2 separate regions of the Homo sapiens genome follow, and region 1 is linked to region 2. Evidence: read pairs that join two places in POLR2A ChIA-PET (ENCODE). Cell type or tissue: IMR-90. All regions are shown on one strand. Links, peaks and the distances in the headings refer to the core of each region. The heading gives the core; the rest is flanking DNA. Region 1 overlaps COL26A1 (collagen type XXVI alpha 1 chain). Region 2 overlaps COL26A1 (collagen type XXVI alpha 1 chain).

Region 1 (9,643 bases), core at 894-8,893, 63 kb after region 2:
AGAATTTCCAGGAGGGCTGTGTGTCTGCACAGCACTTTACAGTCCATAAAGCTATTCCTCTGCCCTACAGTGTCCCCAGGGCCCCACGAGGCAGGTCTGAAACTCAGAGAGGCATTCCTTCTGCTCAACATGCGTGTCTGCTGATGCGCTCTGCCAGATCATAGAAGATCAGGAGATGGAAACATTTGTGCTGGGAGAGTCTCTCTCCCAACCCCATTTCACAGATGAGAAAACCGAGGCCCTGCGAGGCTGTGACTTGGCCAAGGTCCACCCGGTGCAGCAGGGCAGAGCTCCATCTAGCTGCTTAATGGGAGCCAGGCCTGGGAACTGCCAGGTCTGGTGGAGGCCACTCACTGACACCAAATCTCAGCTGAGCGCCAAGGGCTTGGCCTCCAGGGCGGTGCCTGCACCCCTACAGATGGCCAGAGAAGAAGTGGAAAGGAAGTGAATGCGTCTCCCCCTCCCTCCTCCCACAGTTTCCCCAGCACATGTTCAAGACACAGAAATCTCTCATTAAAGTTTTACGGTTTAACCACCGAACATGCTACATCATCTCCATAACTTATACCTGACCTTGTGTCTAGACATGGCATCATGGGAAGGTAAGCCCCCTTCTGCAGGAAGTTTACGATAACCAGGGCTCAGTGGGTCGTTACGGAGGCCTTGCTTGGCGGCACGGAGCCCTGCCTCGGGGAGCAGAGACCTCCAAGGTGCCCCTTCCCCAGCAGGGCTACTCCTATGACCCTATTTCCAGAAGAGAAACGGATGGGCAGGTCACTTACAAAGTGATAAAAGAGCTAGAAAGAAATTCTTTAGGCAGATAGTGGGGGTAAGAGAGTCCTTGGTAAGGGTTTCCTTTTAATAAAAAGCAGCTGCAAAATAATTTCTTTTATTTTTTTTTTTTTGAGACTGAGTCTTGCTCTGTTGCCCAGGCTGGAGTGCAGTGGTGTGATCTTGGCTGGCTGCACCTCCACCTCCCGGGTTCAAGCGATTCTCTTGCCTCAACCTCCTGAGTAGCTGGGATTACAGGCGTGCACCACCATGCCCGGCTAATTTTTGTATTTTTAGTAGAGACGGGGTTTCACCATGTTGGTCAGGCTGGTCTTGAACTCCTGACCTCAAGCCATCTACCAGACTTGGCCTCCCAAAGTGCTGGGATTACAAGTGTGAATCATTTCTTTTCTAACAAAAAGCAGCCTGAAAATCTACAAGCACAGGTAAGCAAGCTAAAAGCTTGCATATGTAAATGCCGGCAGCCGTGCCAATAGAAAAGGGTTACCTGGGGGCCAGGTAGGTTCAACATGGCGGCTCCTTCTTCCCTTTTCTTTTTCTTTTCTTTTGAGACGGAGTCTCGCTCTGTCACCCAGGCTGGAGTGCAGTGGCGCGATCTCGGCTCACTGCAAGCCCTGCTTCCCGGGTTCATGCCATTCTGCTGCCTCAGCCTCCCAAGTAGCTGGGACTACAGGCGCCCGCCACCATACCTGGCTAATTTTTTGTATTTTTAGTAGAGACAGGGTTTCACCGTGTTAGCCAGGATGGTCTTGATCTCCTGACCTCGTGATCTGCCCGCCTCAGCCTCCCAAAGTGCTGGGATTACAGGCGTGAGCCACCGCGCCCGGCCCCATCTTCCCTTTTCTTTGTCAACCATGTGTACAGGAAGGAACAGACAAGATGGCAGCAGCCAGGTAGAGAACCCGTCTGCACAATAAAAGATTGGGGTGGGATGGCCAGCTTCTTCGCACACTATGCAAACGTCACACCTGGTCTGACCAATCTCTCGGGCGCTGTGTAAATCAGACTCTGCCTCTTCAGGCTCATCTATAAACCACCCCCCATCCTCCCCCCGCCCTGTGCATTTCGCCATGAAACCAGAAGACCCACTCGGCAGCCCCTCTCTATCTGCAGGAGGGAGGGCTGTTCTCTTTTCTCTCTTTATCACCTATTAAACCTCTGCTCTTAAACTCACTTCTTGTGGGTCCATGTCTTTGATTTCCCTGGCGTGAGATGATGAACCTCAGGTATTTACCCCTGACAATAATGCTGCTTCAAAAGGTCCTGACTTCCGGCCTCTGTCTACACAACCCACCACCTCCCAGGGACGTTCACAGCATCCCTGTTGCTGATGGGCTGCCCTCCAAGGGGAATTTGGTTGGACTCCAAACCCCAACCAATCTCCACTCCCTAAAGGAAAACAGCAGCTTTGCAGGGGGTCACTAACTCTGGACCTCAGCCCAGGGCTCCCAGCGCTGGCAGCAAGACCGGGGATTCCTGGCACCCTCTACCTGACAGGGTGCTTTCTGGTACTCAGGGGATCCATACTGAGACCCTTCACGTTGCATGAAAAGGCAGAGACTGAATCTCTCTCTCTCACACACACACACACACACACACACACACACACACACACACACCAGAACATGCCGGGGTCTTAGCATTCTCATCTCAGTCCTAAGCATCTATATCCTGAAGGGGAAAATACAAAAATCAGTCAGTCTGTATTTATTTATATATTTTTTGGAGACAGGGTCTCGCTGTGTCACCCAGGCTGGAGTGCAGTGGCACAATCACAGCTCACTGCAGCCTCAACCTCCGAGGCTCAAGCGATTCTCCCACTTTTGCCTCCTGAGTAGCAGGTGCACACCACCATGCCTAGCTAATTTTTAAAGTTTTCTGTAGAGACGGGGTCTATGTTGGCCAGGCTAGTCTCTAACTCCTGGCCTCAAGCAATCCTCCTGCCTTGGCCTCCTAAAGTGCTGGGATGACAGGTATGAGTCACTGTGCCCGGCTAATCAATGTGGGTTTCTAACACTATTGTGCCTAGTGCTGGGCAGGTCGGGGAATGACAGTAACAAGGGCCATTTATTCAGGCCTACTCTGTACCACCAATTGTGCCACATCAGGTACTTGTCACCTCATTTCATATACAATATATTGACAATTCTGCAAGACAGGTATCGCTGTGCTCACTTTATAGATGAGCAAATGGAGGTTCAGACAGGAAGCGACCAGCCCACAGAACTAGTGTGTGGAGCCAGGATTTAAATGCTGGGTCTGAGGCTATTGACGCCTGTGGCCTTTCCACTCTCCAAGCAGGTGAGGGATATAGAATTGCTTGGCAGGGACAGGCTGGGAGTGATCAATGATACAGCAGCCAAGCCTGCATTTGCTGCTGGGGAGTTCTAGCTGGGAAACTGAGTCATCTCAGTCAGGGCCGTTAGCAAGTTGTTAGCAAGTCCTGGATAGGTGGAAAGCTGCTGGCCCCTGCAGTGCCACGGCACCCTTGCCCAAGCCAGCTGCACACACTCATTCCCACAATCTTGGGGAACACGTGTGGACCCCCAGAAGATGAGATTCTCTGTTCTCCATTCTGCTCCTCCTGTTTGTAAAACCACCAGGCTCTGTTCATGGGTTTCCGGTTACATGGGAAGGGGCCTGATGTCTTATATCACTGCCACGCCAGGCCGAGAGCACTTCCTTTGTTTCTTTTTCTTTTCTTTTTTTTTTTTTTTTTTTTTGAGACAGTTTCACTTTGTCGTCCAGGCTGGAGTGCAATGGCATGATCTCGGCTCACTTCAACCTCTGCCCCCTGGGTTCAAGCAATTCTCCTGCCTTGGCCTCCCCAGTAGCTGGGACTACAGGCATGCACCACCACGCCCGACTGATTTTTTTGTATTTTTAGTAGAGACAGAGTTTCACCATGTTGGCCAGGCTGGTCTTGAACTCCTGACCAGGCGCAGTGGCTCACACCTGTAATCTGAAAGCACTTGCTGATGTTGTCCTGCACTGGAGTGTGAGAGGGAAACAGGGCTGGCCCCGCCACAGCCCAGGGCTCAGAGGCTATGACTCTTTGTTAAAATGATGCAGAGAGCCTGGGCGTGGTGGCTCACATCTGCAATGCCAGCACTTTGAGAAGCTGAGGCAGGAGGATCGTTTGAGCCCAGGAGTTGGAGAGCAGCCTCAGCAACATAGCGAGAACCTACCTCTGTGAAAAATTTAAAACTTAGCAGAGCTACAGGTGGTGTGCACCTGTAGTCTCAGCTACTTGGGAGGCTAAGGTGGGAAGATTGCTTGAGCCCAGGAGTTCAAGGCTGCAGTGAGCTATCGTCGCACTACCACATTCCAGCCTGGGCAACAGAATGAGACTCTGTCCCAACAAAAAAAAAAAAAAAAAAGAAAGAAAGAATTAGAAGCTTAAAGCCAAGGGTGGTGACTTACACCTATAATACCAGTGCTTTGGGAGGCTGAGGTGGGAGGATCACTTGGAGCCAGAAGTTTGAGACCAGCCTGGGCAACATAGCGAGACCCCGCCACTACAAACAATTTTAAAATTAGCCGGGCATGGTGGTGTGTACCTGTAGTCCCGCCTACTCAGGAAGCTGAGGTGGGAGGATTACTTGAGCTCAGGAGTTAGAGGCTGCAGTGAGCTATGATCATCTGGGCAACCGAGCAAGACACTGTCTCCAAAATAAATGAATAAAATAAAAATAAGAATTAGAGGCCGGGCACGGTAGCTCAAGCCTGTAATTCCAGCACTTTGGGAGGCCAAGGTGGGTGGATCACCTGAGGTCAGGAGTTCAAGACCAGCCTGACCAACATGGAGAAACCTCATCTCTAATGAAAATACAAAATTAGCCAGGCGTGGTGGCAGGAGCCTGTAATCCCAGCTACTCAGGAGGCTGAGGCAGGAGAATCGTTTGAACCCGGGAGGCAGAGTTGTGGTGAGCTGAGATCGCGCCATTGCACCTCAGCCTGGGCAACAAGAGCAAAACTCCATCTCAAAAAAAATAATAATAAAATAAGAATTAGATGCTGGGCTTGGTGGCTCACACCTGTAATCTCAGCACTTTGGGAGGCCGAGGTGGGTGGATCATCTGAGGTCAGGAGTTCGAGACCAGCCTGACCAACATGGTGAAACACTATCTCTACTAAATATAAAAAATTAGCTGGGAGTGGTGGCATGAGCCTGTAATCCCAGCAGTTTGGAAAGCTGATATGGGAGGATCACTTGAGGCCAGGAGTTCCATACCAGCCTGGGCAACATGGCAAGATCCCATTTTTATAAAAAATTTGAAAATTTGCCAAGCATGGTGGTACATGCCTGTAGACCCAGCTACTTGGGAGACTACGGTAGGAGGATTGCTTGAGCCCAGGACGTCGAGGCTGCAGTGAGCTATCATTGTGCCACTGCAATTTAGCCTGGGTGACAGAGCAAGACCCTGTCACAAAAAAAGGAAAAGAAAAACAATGAAAGAGAGAGAGAAAGATTAAGAAAGAATAAAAGAAGAAAGAAAGAGAGAAAGAAAAAGAAAGAAAGAAAGAAAGAAAGAAAGAAAGAAAAGAAAAAAGAGAAAAAAGAGGGAGGGAGGGAAGGAAGGAGGAAGGAAGGGAGGGAGGGAAGAAAGAGAGAGAGAAAGAAAGGAAGAAAGAAAGAAAGAAGGAAGGAAAAGGGGAAGGGAGGAAGGAAGGGAGGGGGGAGAGAGGGAGGGGAAAAAAGAAAGAAAGAGAGAGAAAAAGAAAGAAAGGGGACGGGAGGGAGGAAGGAAGGATGGAAGGATGGAAGGATGGAAGGAAGGAAGGAAGAGGGGGAGGGAGGGAGGGAAGAAGAAAGGGAGGGAGGGAAGGGAAGGGAAGGACAAGTGAAAGAAAGAAAAAGAAAAGGGGAGGGAAGGGGGAAGAGGGGGAAGAGGGGGGAAGGGAAGGGAAGGGAAAGGAGGGGAGGGAAGGGATATTTGCAACCTATGGTTATGGCAGCATTATTCACAATAGCCAAGAAGTAAAAGCAACCCAAATCAATGTCCCATGGCAGATGAATGGATAGTAATATCCCTACAGTGGAATATCATTCAGCCTTTAAAGGAAGGAAATTCTGACCCTTGCTACATGGATGAATCTTGAAGACATAATGCTAAGCGAAATAAGGCAGTCACAAAAAAACTAACACTGTGATTTCACTTATATGAGGCATCCAAAATTCATAGAATTTGCAAGATGAAAAAGGGGTGGAGATTTATTACAATGTGTGTGCAATTAATTTGCAGACCTTTTTAATCTTGCAAAACCAAAGCCCTGTTCTCTTTCTAGATTGACACATTTAGAGAAGGTAAGCTTAGGTCAGGACAGCACAACTATTGGCAGAGAAAGCCCAGTTCTCATGAGCCCACTTCTGGCTTGTCAATCATGGCCTGTCCTTGCCCTCTAGGAAACTTGGACCTCTCTTCTGGGACCCCTCTTCTTGGGCCCCTTTCCTTTTTATTGTTAATTATGTGCTTTGATGCACGAAGTGTCCCGGCCCCATCACTCTGCAAGGTCACTGCATCTGAACAGATCCAGGTGGAAAACCTTGCCTGCAAGTCCCTCCTTGCAGCTCAGGCATGGGGCTCCTGGTCTGCGTGGGGCCCCATTCTCTGCTTCTCGGTGTTCCCCAGTTCTGGGACTCTCATGATGGGTCCTGCCCTGCCAGCTACTGAGCTCCCACGTGTCACCGGGGGCCGGAAGCATGGGGGTCCCAGTAAACAGTACGGGGAACTGTTGATGACACCACAGCCCTGGAGGCCCCAGGAAGAGAAAAAGAAATAAATACATGAAGTTAAGGCCGGGCACGGTGGCTCACGCCTGTAATCCCAGCACTTTGGGAGGCTGAGGCAGGCAGATCACCTGAAGTCAGGAGTTCGAGACCAGCCTGACTAACATGGTGAAACCCCCTTTCTACTAAAAATACAAAAATTAGCCAGGTGTGGTGGTACACACCTATAATCCCAGCTACTCAGGAGGCTGAGGCAGGAGAATTGCTTGAACCCAGGAGGCAGAGGTTGCAGTGAGCCGAGATGGCACCACTGCACTCCAGCCTGGATGACAGAGTGAGGCCCTATCTCAAAAAAGAAAAGGAGATAAGTTTAAAATGCTCCCTGAGGCTGGGTGCGGTGGCTCAAGCCTGTAATCCCAGCACTCTGGGAGGCCAAGGCGGGTGGATCACAAGGTCAGGGGTGTGAGACCAGCCAGGCCAACATGGTGAAACCCCATCTCTACTGAAAATACAAAAATTAGCCGGGCGTGGAGGCGGGCACCTGTAGTCTCAGCTACTTGGGAGGCCAAGGCAGGAGAATCACTTGAAACTGGGAAGCAGAGGTTGCAGTGAGCCAAGATCGCACCACTGCACTCCAGCCTGGGTAACAGAGCAAGACTTCGTCTCAAAAAAAAAAAAAAAAAAAAAGTGCTCCGTGGATAGACAGCCCATCCATCTCTACTCACCATCACCATAACAGGCTAAGCAGAGGCAAAACCCAATCAACCCACCCCATGGCCCCAACGGTGAGGGCTGGAGTGGACCGGCAACCCCTGCCAGCCACTGGCTCTGCCCAGTCTGGGCCAGCACACTGTGGACGAGACCTTGAACTTATATGCCTCAGGCCCAACTGGAGCTGATGATTGATAACATTGACCAAAGCCCTTCCCTTCTCCCAGCCACAGTGTGGATGTGATGGGACCCCAGCCCCAACCAGGAGGTTCTAGAAATGCTTCCTCTGCTGTAGTGAGAAAGGTAAGGTGTGTGACCTTGAGTGGCAATGTGTGAAATTAGCCCCAGGGAAGATCATAATTAGAAGAAGGAGGTGGCTGGGCACCGTGGCTCACACCTGCAATCCCAGCACTCTGGGAGGTCGAGGCAGGTGGATCACCTGAGGTGAGGAGTTTGAGACTAGCCTGACCAACATGGCGAATCCCCATCTCTACTAAAAATACAAAATTACCCGGGTGTAGTGGCGGGCATCTGTAATCCCAGCTACCTGGGAAGCTGAGGCAGGAGAATCGCTTGAACCCGGGAGGCGGAGGTTGCAGGGAGCTGAGATCGTGTCATTACACACCAGCCTGCACAACAACAGCGAAACTCCGTCAAAAAAAAAGAAGGAGGAGGAGGAGGAGGGCAGGTGCAGTGGCTCACACCTGTGATCCCAGCACTTTGGAAGGCCAAAGCAAGAGAATTGCTTGAGACCAGGAATTCGAGACCAGCCTTGGCAACATAGAGAGACCCTATCTCTACAAAATGTAAAACAAAACAAAACAAAAAAAATTGCTGGGCGTGGTGTGGTGCACCTGTGGTCCCAGCTACTTGGGAGGCTGAGGAAGGAGGATCACTTGAGCCCAGGAGATTGAAGTGAGCTATGATAGCTCCACTGCACTCCAGCCTGGGTGACAGAGCAAGACCCTGTTTCAAAAAATAAAATAAAGTAACATCCCGCAGGTGCAAATGAGACAGTAAGCAGGGCAGAGACCTGGCCGCAGAGGTTGGAGAAGACCCTATAAACAAGGAAACTGAGTCAGGCAGAGCAACCAGTGCTTCCAAGAAAGCTGGCTGAGAAAAGCCAACAGCAAAAGAATGATGTAGACGCAATGAGGCTGTTTTCTTTTCTTTCTTTTTTTTTTTTCTTCCTGAGATGGAGTCTCTCTCTATCACCCAGGCTGGAGTGCAGTGACATGATCTCGGCTTATTGGAACCTCCGCCTCCCGGGTTCAAGCGATTCTTCTGCCTCAGCCTCCTGTGTAGCTGGGATTACAGATGCGTGCCACCATGCCCAGCTAATTTTTGTATTTTTAGTAGAGACAATTTTTCACCATGTTGGCCAGGATGGTCTCAAACTCTTGACCTCGTGATCCGCCCACCTCCACCTCCCTAAGTGCTGGGATTACAGGTGTGAGCCACCGCGCCTGGCCTGAGGCTGTTTTCTTAAAGGAGAGAGATGCTGGAGTATCCTTAGGTGCTGATGGGAAAGAGCCAGTGGGGAAGAAAGATGCAATCTACAGAAGAGAGAGGATGCATGGTGAAGTGGGATTCTGAGAAACTTAGACCCAGGGAGCCAGGCCTTGAACCAGAGGAGGATCACCCAGATCTCTACCTCCTGTGAATCTCACAACACCTCAATCGTACCTTTAGCGAAGTCCTTATCTCACAGTATTGGATGATTTGTTCATTCCTCTGGCCCCTGCACACTCTCCACCACACACACACAGCACACCTGGGAGCCCCTGAAGTCCCTTATTCATCAATGTGATCCAAGCATCCGGCGCCCGGAACGTGCTATGCACTCGGCTCATTTTGATAAATGGTCCTAGTTTGAATGACAGCTATGGAAGGCAAGTCTCAGAAACATCATCAGATTCATGGGGAGTCACTTTCCTAAAGCGATGAGCTCTGCAGATAGACCAGGAGGCTGCAGCCTCTTCTCAGGAGAACTAACTCCTTCTGGCTTTGAACCCTCAGCCATTCAAAACACAGACATGCCCGTACACAGAGCTAGAGTCGGGGCAGAATGGTTAGCATCGCCTTGGACTCAAATCAATCAGCTCCACGCTTGGATGGACTAGCTAAGCCCCTCTGTCCCAGGCCTGCCCTTGCCCATATAGGAGTCTAGGGGATTCATTTCCTGTCCTGGTTGGATTCATTTCCAGCTGGAATACAGAAAAAAAGAGTAAAAATCCCCTACTCAGAATAAAGTTATCATCTCCTGATGGTTGAGGAGATGATCAACTTTGTGGTAAATCTCTTCTACAACACCAAGCCAATGTGAGATGGGGCCTTAAAACTCCACGGTCGTAGGCCAGGTGTAGGCCAGGTGTGGTGGCTTATGCCTGTAATCCCAATGCTTTGGGA
Region 2 (9,643 bases), core at 786-8,785:
TGTTCTTGGAGCTATCCCCGTCTTTGTCATCGAACGCAAATCACCTTGAAATGTTCCCTGTCCTTAAAAAAAAAAACAAAAAACAAAGGGCGATTCCTCTGCAATAGATGTTTGGGGAGAAACCACGGGGAGTTGGGGGGAGTCTCAGGACCCTGGGAATAGGTGGTCGAGGCTGTACCCTCAGGGTGCTCAGTCTCGGGTCAAGAGGGGGCAACACCCTACTCGCTGCTCCTCAGTGACATGTGGCCTAGCAGAGGGCCCCTCTCCCTCCTTCCCTCCCTTCTACCCCTGGCTGGCCCAAATCAGTGATTTATAAGCATTTGTTAAGGAATAGAACTCTTTCTCCTCCATAAAACCTTGTCAGTACCTCTGATGCATAAAACAGATTGAAGACTGAGGTATAAACACTGAACATTCAAACAACTAGAGGAATATATACAGTTTTCTGACTCTGGGACCAGGCAGGACTTCACCAAAGACACATGATACAGGGATGTGGTTTTCTAGTTAAACATGGTGGATTGAACACAGGTTCCCTTCTGTTTCCTCTCAGGAAAGGGCTGATAAAGAAATAAAAAGGTAGGCCGGGTGTGGTGGCTCACGCCTATAATCCCAGCACTTTGGGAGGCCAAGGCGGGAGGATCATGAGGTCAGGAGATCGAGACAATCCTGGCTAACATGGTGAAACCCCGTCTCTACTAAAAAATACAAAAAATTAGCCAGGCATGGTGGCGGGCGCCTGTAGTCTCAGCTACTCGGGAGGCTGAGGCAGGAGACTGGCATGAAGCCAGGAGGCAGAGCTTGCAGTGAGCCGAGATCGCACCACTGCACTCCAGCCTGGGTGACAGAGTGAGACTTCTTCTCAAAACAAAAAAACAAAAAAACAAAAAACAAAAAAAAACAAGAAATAAAAAAGGTATAAAATCCACAAAGCAAAGGGAAAGGCGGAGGGACCTCTTGGCAGATGAACAATGCAAATACTATTTTGCAAGGTGCATGCAGCCAGGTGCACCAGCCAGCCTTGCAAACCCAAGGCGGGGATGGAGACTGGGAGCCACTGGCTCTCCTGGGGCTCAAAATGCCCCAGATGGGGCAGAGGAGGGAGTCCTCCCTGGAAACAGGGGCCTGCCAAAGAGGAAAGACCCACCGACGCTGACATTTGGGAACATCCCTGATGAAACGGTGGAGTCCCTGAAAGGCCAGCCTCCAGGAAGTCCCCAGTCAACAAGGCCCTGGCGTCCAGGGGGCTTTCAGTGCCTGCTTTTTTTTTTTTTTTTTTTTTTTTTAAAGACAGAGTCTCACTCTTGTCACCCAGGCTGGAGTACAGTGATGCAATCTTGCTCACTGCAACCTCCGCCTCAAGTTCAAGTGATTCTCCTGCCTCAGCCTCCCGGGTAGCTAGGATTACAGGCACGCATCACCACGCCCGGCTAGTTGTGTATTTTTAGTAGAGACGGGGTTTTACCATGTTGCCCAGGCTGGTCTCGAACTTCTGACCTCAAGGGATCCGCCCACCTCAGCCTCCCAAAGTGCTGGGATTACAAGTGAGAGCCACCACGCCCAGCCTAGTGCCTTCCTCTTAAACTTACACAACCAATGATTCCTGTGCGGCTGAAAGAAGTCCTTAATGGGAAAGGCAGAGATCAAAATGAACAGGGTTCCATTTGTTCACCTATTCACTCACCCACCCAGCTACCCATCCTACACCTTAAGCTACCCCAGCCCTAAACACCCCCATCTACCCACCTATACATTCACCCTGCTCCCCATCTGTCCACCTCCTCTCCTCTACCTCTAATCATCCCTCATCCACCCGAAGGCTCTGTGGATGTTCCTGCGACTGGATGACACTGTGCCAACACTCTAATACTGGTGGGGAGAGGGTCAGGGCTGCACAGACCCGAATGCCTGCCTTCAGGGGTTGTCTACTTGAAAGCAGAGATGCATGACCCCTCTCTAGTAGCTGTGTTCTGTGGGTTGACCAGGATCACTTGGAAAAAGCAAGATGGAACCTAAGCGTCCACCAATGGTGGATTGGATAAAGAAAATGAGGTGCATATACACTGTAGAATATTACACAGCCATGAAAAAGAATAAAATCATGTCCTTTGCAGCAACATGGACGCAGCTGGAGGTTGTCATTCTGAGCGAACAAACTCAGAAGCAGAAGATCAAATATTGCATGTTCTCACCTATAAGTAGGAGCTGAACAAGGGGTATATATGGACATAAAGATGGGGTATGAGGATTGAAAAATAATCTCTCTGGTACAGTGTTCAACATTTGGGTGATGAGGCCGGGCATGGTGGCTCACGCCTGTAATCTCAGCACTTTGGGAGGCCGAGGTGAGAGGATCAGGAGTTCGAGACCAGCCTGGCCAACATGGTGAAACCCTGTCTCTACTAAAAATACAAATATTAGCCAGGTGTGGTGGCAGATGCCTAAAATCCCAGCTACTAGGGAGGCTGAGGCACGAGGATCGCTTGAACCCGGGAGGCAGAGGCTGCAGTGAGCCAAGATCAAGCCATCGCACTCCAGCCTGGCCAAGAGAGCAAAACTCCGTTTCAAAAACAAAAAACAAAAAATATTTGGGTGATGGGTGCACTACAAGCCCAATCCCTACTATTATGCATGTAACAAACAAGCACATATAACCCCCTGAATCTAACATAAAATAATTTTCTTTTGACACAGAATCTTGCTCTGTTGCCTGGGCTGAAGTGCAGTGGTACAATCTTGGCTCACTGTAACCTTTGCCACCGGGGTTCAAGTGATTCTCCTGCCTCAGCCTCCCAAGTAGCTGGGACTACAGTCACGTGCCACCGTGCCTGGCTAATTTTTGTATTTTTAGTAGAGATAGGGTTTCGCTGTGTTGGCCAGGCTGGTCTCGAACTCCTGACCTCAAGTGATCCACCCGGCTTGGCCTCCCAAAGAGCTGAGATGACAGGCGTGAGCCACAGCACCTAGCCTTAAAATAAAATAACATATTTAAAAAAGAAAAGAAGGATGGGTGTGGTGGCTCATGGCTGGAATCCCTGTACTTTGGGAGGTTGAGGTGGGTGGATCGCTTGAGCCCGGGAGTTTGAGATCAGCCTGGTGAACACAGTGAGACCCTGTCTGTACAAAAAGATACAAAAGTTAGCCAGGCATGGTGGTGCGTGCCAGTAGTCTCAGCTACTTTGGAGGCTGAGGCAGGAGGATCACCTGAGTCCAGAAGGTTGAGGCTGCAGTGAGCCATGTTGGCGCCACTGCACTACAGTTTGGGCAACAGAGCCAGACCCTGTCAGAGAGGGGAGGGGAAGGGAGAGGACAGGAGGGGAGAGGAGGGGAGGAGAGGGAAGGGGAGGGAAGGGAAAAGCAACTCTCCAGCTCGAGCCACACAGGAAGACACCACCCCACCCTTGGGGCCTGAGGGAAGAGGAGGAGGAGGTGGACATGGGGAAGTTACAAATGACAGCCCTGGCCTGTCCAGGAACTCTGGGCAAACTGCACAATCTGGAGGCTTTTAGGGGCCTTGAGCAGAGTGTTTCAAGGGCCTGAGGCAACAAATAGGATCCCCTGCATGGTGGAAGTTCAGCGGATGGAGGGGGAGGCCCAGCTCTCTCAAAGACCTATTTCTGGAAATTATGCTGGGCCTGGGCCCAGTTTGCTCTGGCACTGGGCACCCTGCTTGGCAGGTGAGGAGCAGCTTGGCCAACGGTGGACATGGGGGTTGTGGGGTGGGTCCAGCTCCCCAGCTGTGGTGAGGCCCTAGAGGCCCAGCCAGCTCGGACTCCCCACACCACCCCCATCCCCGGGCAGGCGCTCCAGAACCGGACGGGATTTTCATTCCCTTGGCATCTGTCATCGACAGGCAATTAAAGCATGTTTGTTTAACTTTCTTTGATTATTCACTGGAGTGCTGGAAACATGGAAATGGTGATGGGGGTGCTGATCCTGCCCCCTCCTGGCTCTGTGACCAGAGGAGGCCCTGCCCGAACTACTCTACGATGTGGTCGCTAACTTTCCAGGATTATGAAGTGTCCCAAATGCCTGGCCCCTCCGAGAACACACTGGCCCTGGAGCACCTGGGGCCACAGTGCCTTTCCCAGCGTCTAGGACCCACACAGAAACCAGCGGGGTAAACCTTTGCCAATAGGTGTATGTTGGAAGTGTCAACGTACCAGGCAAACTAGTCTGTGTTTGTGGGTGCACAAGCAAGTGTGTGTGTGAAAGACACAGGCTGGCGTGGTGGCTCACGCCTGTAATCCAAGCACTTTGGGAGGCTGAGGTGGGCGGATCACGAGGTTAAGAGATCAAGACCATCCTGGCCAACATGGTGAAACCCCGTCGCTACTAAAAATACAAAAAAAAAAAAATCAGCTGGACGTGGTGGTGCGTGCCTGTAATCCAAGCTACTCGGGAGGCTGAGGCAGGAGAATTGCTTGAACCTGGGAGGCAGAGGTTTCAGTGAGCCGAGATCGTGCCACTGCACTCCAGTCTGGCAACAGAGCTAGACTCCATCTCAAAAAGAGAAAAAAATAAAAAGAAAAAAGAAAAAGAAAAGAGAAAGAGACAGACAGAGACATAGAGAGAGAGAGCAGGCCAGGTGGGGTGGCTCATGCGTGTCATCCCAGCCCTTTGGGAGGTCAAGGTGGGAGGATCGCTTGGGCCCAGGAGTTGGAGACCAGTCGGGGCAACATGGCAGGACCCCGTCTCTAGAAAAAATTTTAAAATTAGCTAGATATGGTGGCGTGTGCCTGTAATCCTAGCTACTCAGGAGGCTGAGGTGGGAGGATTGCTTGAGCCTGGGAGGTGGAGGCTGCAGTGAGTTGTCATTGTGCCACTGCACTCCAGCCTGGGCTGGAGATGTAGTGTCCTTTTGAGACGCTGTCTCAAAAGAGAGAGAGAGTTGATTGTGCGGTGTGTTCATTGTAAAGAGAACTATAGAGACCTGGGTCTAAGTTGGCCAGGAACTCACCGTGTGGCTTGAGACGCCCTCTCTCTCTCCACACCTCAGTTTTCCCATCTATAAAGGGGGTTTACACTGGATCAGCTCCAGTGGCTTCAGGCTCCAGGACTCTTCACTCTTGCCACCGGTGACCTCCTCCTCGGCCTCTCACTTCCGGGCTCTGCCCACCCACAGCAGGACAACAGTTGTCAAGTCCACCTGCCATCTGCCTTTGGTCAGCACTGCTCCTGGTGATGGCTCTGCTCCCAGAATTCAGGACCCACCTCCCAAATGAGGCTGGATTCCCAAGGCCTGGGCCCTGAGAGGGGATTTGCAGATAGGGCAGGAGTTGGTTATTGCAGGGAAATGGAAAGAGGCAGCTGGAGTCTACTTGAGCCACAAGATCCCAGTGGGAGGCAAGGCACATGGATGGTCCTGTCCCCAGAGGCCCAGCTCCCTCTGTGAGAGGTCTCAGAGGGGTCTGCAGGCAGAGGGCATGTGCAGGGCAAGTGCCACCAGCAGGCCACCCCAACCAGGGCCCAGCTGGAGGCGATCCTTAAAAATCCATCCAGAAGGCTGGGAGCAGTGGCTTATGCTTATAATCCCAGCACTTTGGGCAGTTGAGGTGGGTGGATCATCTGAGGTTGAGAGGTCAAGACCAGCCTGGCCAACATGGAGAGACCCCGTCTCTACTAAAAATACAAAAATTAGCTGGATGTGGTGGCGGGCACCTGTAATCCCAACTACTCGGGAGGCTGAAGCAGGAGAATCGCTTGAACCCAGGAGGCGGAGGTTGCAGTGAGCCGAGATCACGCCATTGCACTCCAGCCTGGGCAACAAGAGCGAAACTCTGTCTCAAAAAAAAAAGAAAAAGGAAAAGAAAAGAAAAAGAAAACGCAGTTCTGCTCCAGCTAAAAAGATACCATGGCCAATAGGAGGGCAGCATGGCCCACTGTGGCTGTCCCCAAGGAGACTGGCTGGATCCCCATTATCAAAATCCCATTGAGAGGTGAGCCAGCAGGGTAGCATTGGGGTGTCAGTGTAAAGGCTGGACTGCCATGTAGGAGGGGGGTCAAAGGAAGAAAGTCTCTACGTTTGGTCACTTTCTAACTTAAGTAAGAATGAAGTGCCAGGTGCAGTGGCTCACACCTGTAATCCCAGCACTTTGGGAGGCCAAGGTGGGCGGATCACGAGGTCAGGAGATCGAGACCATCCTGGCTAACACAGTGAAACCCCGTCTCTACTAAAAATACAAAAAATTAGCCGGGCGTGATGGTGGGCACCTGTAGTCCCAGCTACTCAGGAGGCTGAGGCAGGAGAATTGCTTGAACCCGGGAGGCGGAGCTTGCAGTGAGCCAAGATCATGCCACTGCACTCCAGCCTGGGTGACAGAGAGAGACTCCATCTCAAAAAAAAAAAACCAAAAAAACAGTGAAGTCAGAGGCCAGGCTCAGTGGCTCACACCTGTAATCTCAGCACTTTGGGAGGCTGAGGAGGGCAGATCACGACTTCAGGAGATCAAGACCATCCTGGCTAACACAGTGAAACCCCGTTTCTATTAAAAATACAAAAAATTAGCTGGGCATGGCGGCACACGCCTGTAGTCCCAGCTACTCAAGAGGCTGAGGCAGGAGAATGGCTTGAACCCAGGAGACAGAGGTTGTAGAGAGCTGAGATCACGCCACTGCATTCCAGCCTGGGTGACAGAGCAAGACTCTGTCTCAAAAAAAAAAAAAAAAAAAAAAAAAAAAGAATGAAGTCAAACTATGGATACTGAGTGGGAACTATCTCAGCACTCTTGCTCCACCTGGCTCTTAGAAAGCTGGCATCAAAGGCCATGCCACACACTCACAAATCATAAGATTCATAAGATTCTTCTCTGGGGCACCCATTCTCAATGATATGAAAGCAAGTGCCTGGACCATGACTGGGCATGGACAAAGTCTGTCTATAACCCTGGGGGTTCTGTTGACTTGGCTGGCAGAGTCTGTTTTTCTCCCTCTCTGCCTCCACATCCAACCCTTATTCAAGGTTGATGGGTCTTGCACCATGGCTGGACCACAGGCCAAAGCATCTTCCCCCCAGCAAGATCTAATGAAAAACTACTGTTATAGAATTATTAAGCTAGTTTAGCAAGGTGGCTGGAATATAAAGACAGTTTACAAAAATCAATCATATTCCTACCTACGACAAGCAAATAGAAAAAGAAATTAAGTGATACCATGTACAAAAGCATCATAAAGTATGAAATTACATAGGACTAAATCTCCTGAAAACTATAAAACACCACTGAGAGAAATTAAATAACTAAATAAATGGAAAGATATACTATGTTCATGGATTGGAAGACTCAATATTATAAAGATGTTAATTCTCCCCATCCCAGTAAAAATTGCAGCTGGTGTGTTACACTAGTACATTGAACATGTCAGTGTCTATACCACTGGGTTGGTGTGTTACGCTGGGACATCAAACATGTCAGGTCTATACCTCTGGAAACAACAGAGCATTTTCTGGCTGTAGGTGCCTGATAAATTGTCTTGATTTTCCTTTGTAACTCAACTGTATAGAAGGTTTTTCCCTTAGCAGTAGGGGGAGTACAGGTGATTAATCATCGATGTCACTGCAATAGTCGTTTTTTTTTTTTTCTTTGAGACAGAGTCTCACTCTGTCACCCAGGCTGGAGTGCAGTGATGCCATCTTAGCTCACTGCAACCTCTGCCTCCTGGGTTCAAGCAACTCTAGTGCCTCAGCCTCACGAGTAGCTGAGATTACAGCCACCCACCACCATGCCCGGCTAATTTTTTGTATTTTTAGTAGAGACAGGGTTTCACCATGTTGGTCATGCTGGTCTCGAACTCCTGACCTAAAGTGATCCGCCCACTTGAGCCTCCCAAAGTGCTGGGATTACAGGTATGAGCCACTGTGCCTGGCCACAATTGTTGTTTTTGAAAATAAATAAATAAATATATATAAATTCTTCCAGTTGATCTATAGAGTCAATGCAATCCCAGTCAAAATCCCAGTAGACTTTTTTTTTTGGTGGAAATTGTCCGATTGATTCCAAAATGTATATGAAAATACAAATGTCCAAGACTAGTCAAGGCAGTCTTGAAGAAGAACAAAAGTAAAAGATTTATACTACTAGAATTGAGACCTTGTTACAAAACTATAGTAATTAAGACACGAGACAGATGGATGGTACAAAGTTAGACAAATAGATCCACACTTACACATCACTTGGCTTATGAAAAAGGCGCAAATGCAGTATAGAAGACAAAGGATAGACATATCAATAAATGGTGCTGGTCAATTGGATATACAAATGAAAAAGAAAAGTAAAAGAATCTGACTCCTAATCCATACCACGTGCAAAAGTCAATTCCAGTTGGATTGTAGATCTAAACATAAAGGGTAAAAAAATACAGCATTTGGAAGAAAACATAGGTGACTACCTATATGACCTCAAAATAGAGTTCTTAAGCAGGATGCAAGAAGCATTACCATTTAAAAAAATTGATAAAGTAGACCACATTAAAATTAAGAATTTCTCGGGCCAGGTGTGGTGGCTCACGCCTGTAATTCCAGCACTTTGGGAGGCTGAGGCAGGTGGATTATTTGAGGTCAGGAGTTTGAGACCAGCCTGGCCAACATAGTGAAACCTCATCTCTACTAAAAATACAAAATTAGCCAGGCATGGTGGCGCATGCCTGTAATCCCAGCTACTCGGGAGACTGAGGCAGGAGAATGGCTTGAACCCGGGAGGCGGAGGTTGTGGTGAGCCGAGATCGTGCCATTGCACTCCAGACTGGGCAACAAGAGCAAAACTCCACCTCAAAAAAAAAAAAAAAGAATTTCTTTTCATCAAAAGACACCATTAAGAGAATGAATGAAGAAGTATATCACCAACTGGAAGAGGATTCTTGGAATATGTGTATGCACAAAATAAGAGCTCCAAATGGCCAATGATCATATGAAGAGGGGGTCAAGTTCATTTGCCATATCAGGGAAATGTAAATTAAACCACAATGTGATACTCCCACATAGCCACTAGAATGGCTGATATTAAAAAGACTAACAGTTACTCTTTTTTTTTTTTTTAACCAAGTATTAGAGAGGATGCGGAGCAACTGGAACTGTCTGTCATACACTGCGGGTGGGAGTATCAATGGTACAACCACTTTTAAAACCCCTTTGGCAGTCTCTAATAAGGCTGAATATAAGCCCGCTCTATGACACAACAACTCCATTCCCAGATATCTCCTCCCTTCCCATGAAAATACAAGCCAGGATATAATAAACTTCAGCATCAAACATCTTCCTGATCTCTGTCTTAAGTCCCTGTTACTCCAGTGGAAGCCCCTCTCTGCTTTTTCTAGACTTAGTGGAAATGGGAAATAGTTGCTGGGGGCTGCAGGAGAAGCTGTTCCCAAACATGGTGAGGAAGCCTCACCAGATGCCTGATTTTGATCTTAGACTTCTCAGCCCCCAGAGCTGTGAGGAAATAAACTTCTGTTCCTTATAAATTACCCAGTGTCCAATATTTTGTTCTAGTAGCACAAAACAGACTGAGACAGATGGATATACGAAAAGTTATCCCATCCAGAGGGCTAAGTGCTGTAAGCCAGTTGGGCACAGGTGCAAGGCAATTGGCGAGAAGGTGGGTGCCTAAGTTCCCTTGGAGTGGTCAAGGAAGGCTTCCTGGAGGAGGTG

What was found. Peaks named below come from ENCODE experiments on the same cell type or tissue, not always from the same donor. Only the 100,000 strongest peaks of a DNase experiment are listed, where the experiment ranks them.
Region 1: POLR2A ChIA-PET joins it to region 2 with 9 read pairs; 4 of 35 experiments call an interaction of 5 or more read pairs at or near these places.

Annotation. Positions count from the first base shown.
Region 1 is chr7:101,459,564-101,469,206 of GRCh38, reverse strand. All of the region lies in intron 3 of COL26A1 (collagen type XXVI alpha 1 chain), which reads right to left. Among named protein-coding and RNA genes, the nearest start is that of COL26A1, 100 kb to the right of the region's middle. RefSeq lists an enhancer at 7,341-7,853. In IMR-90, for the core only: no CTCF peak of the experiment used is centred there; no DNase peak of the experiment used is centred there; H3K27me3 peaks cover 990 bases.
Region 2 is chr7:101,522,210-101,531,852 of GRCh38, reverse strand. All of the region lies in intron 3 of COL26A1 (collagen type XXVI alpha 1 chain), which reads right to left. Among named protein-coding and RNA genes, the nearest start is that of LINC01007, 42 kb to the left of the region's middle. In IMR-90, for the core only: no CTCF peak of the experiment used is centred there; a DNase peak (open chromatin) is centred at 3,862; H3K27ac peaks cover 1,212 bases.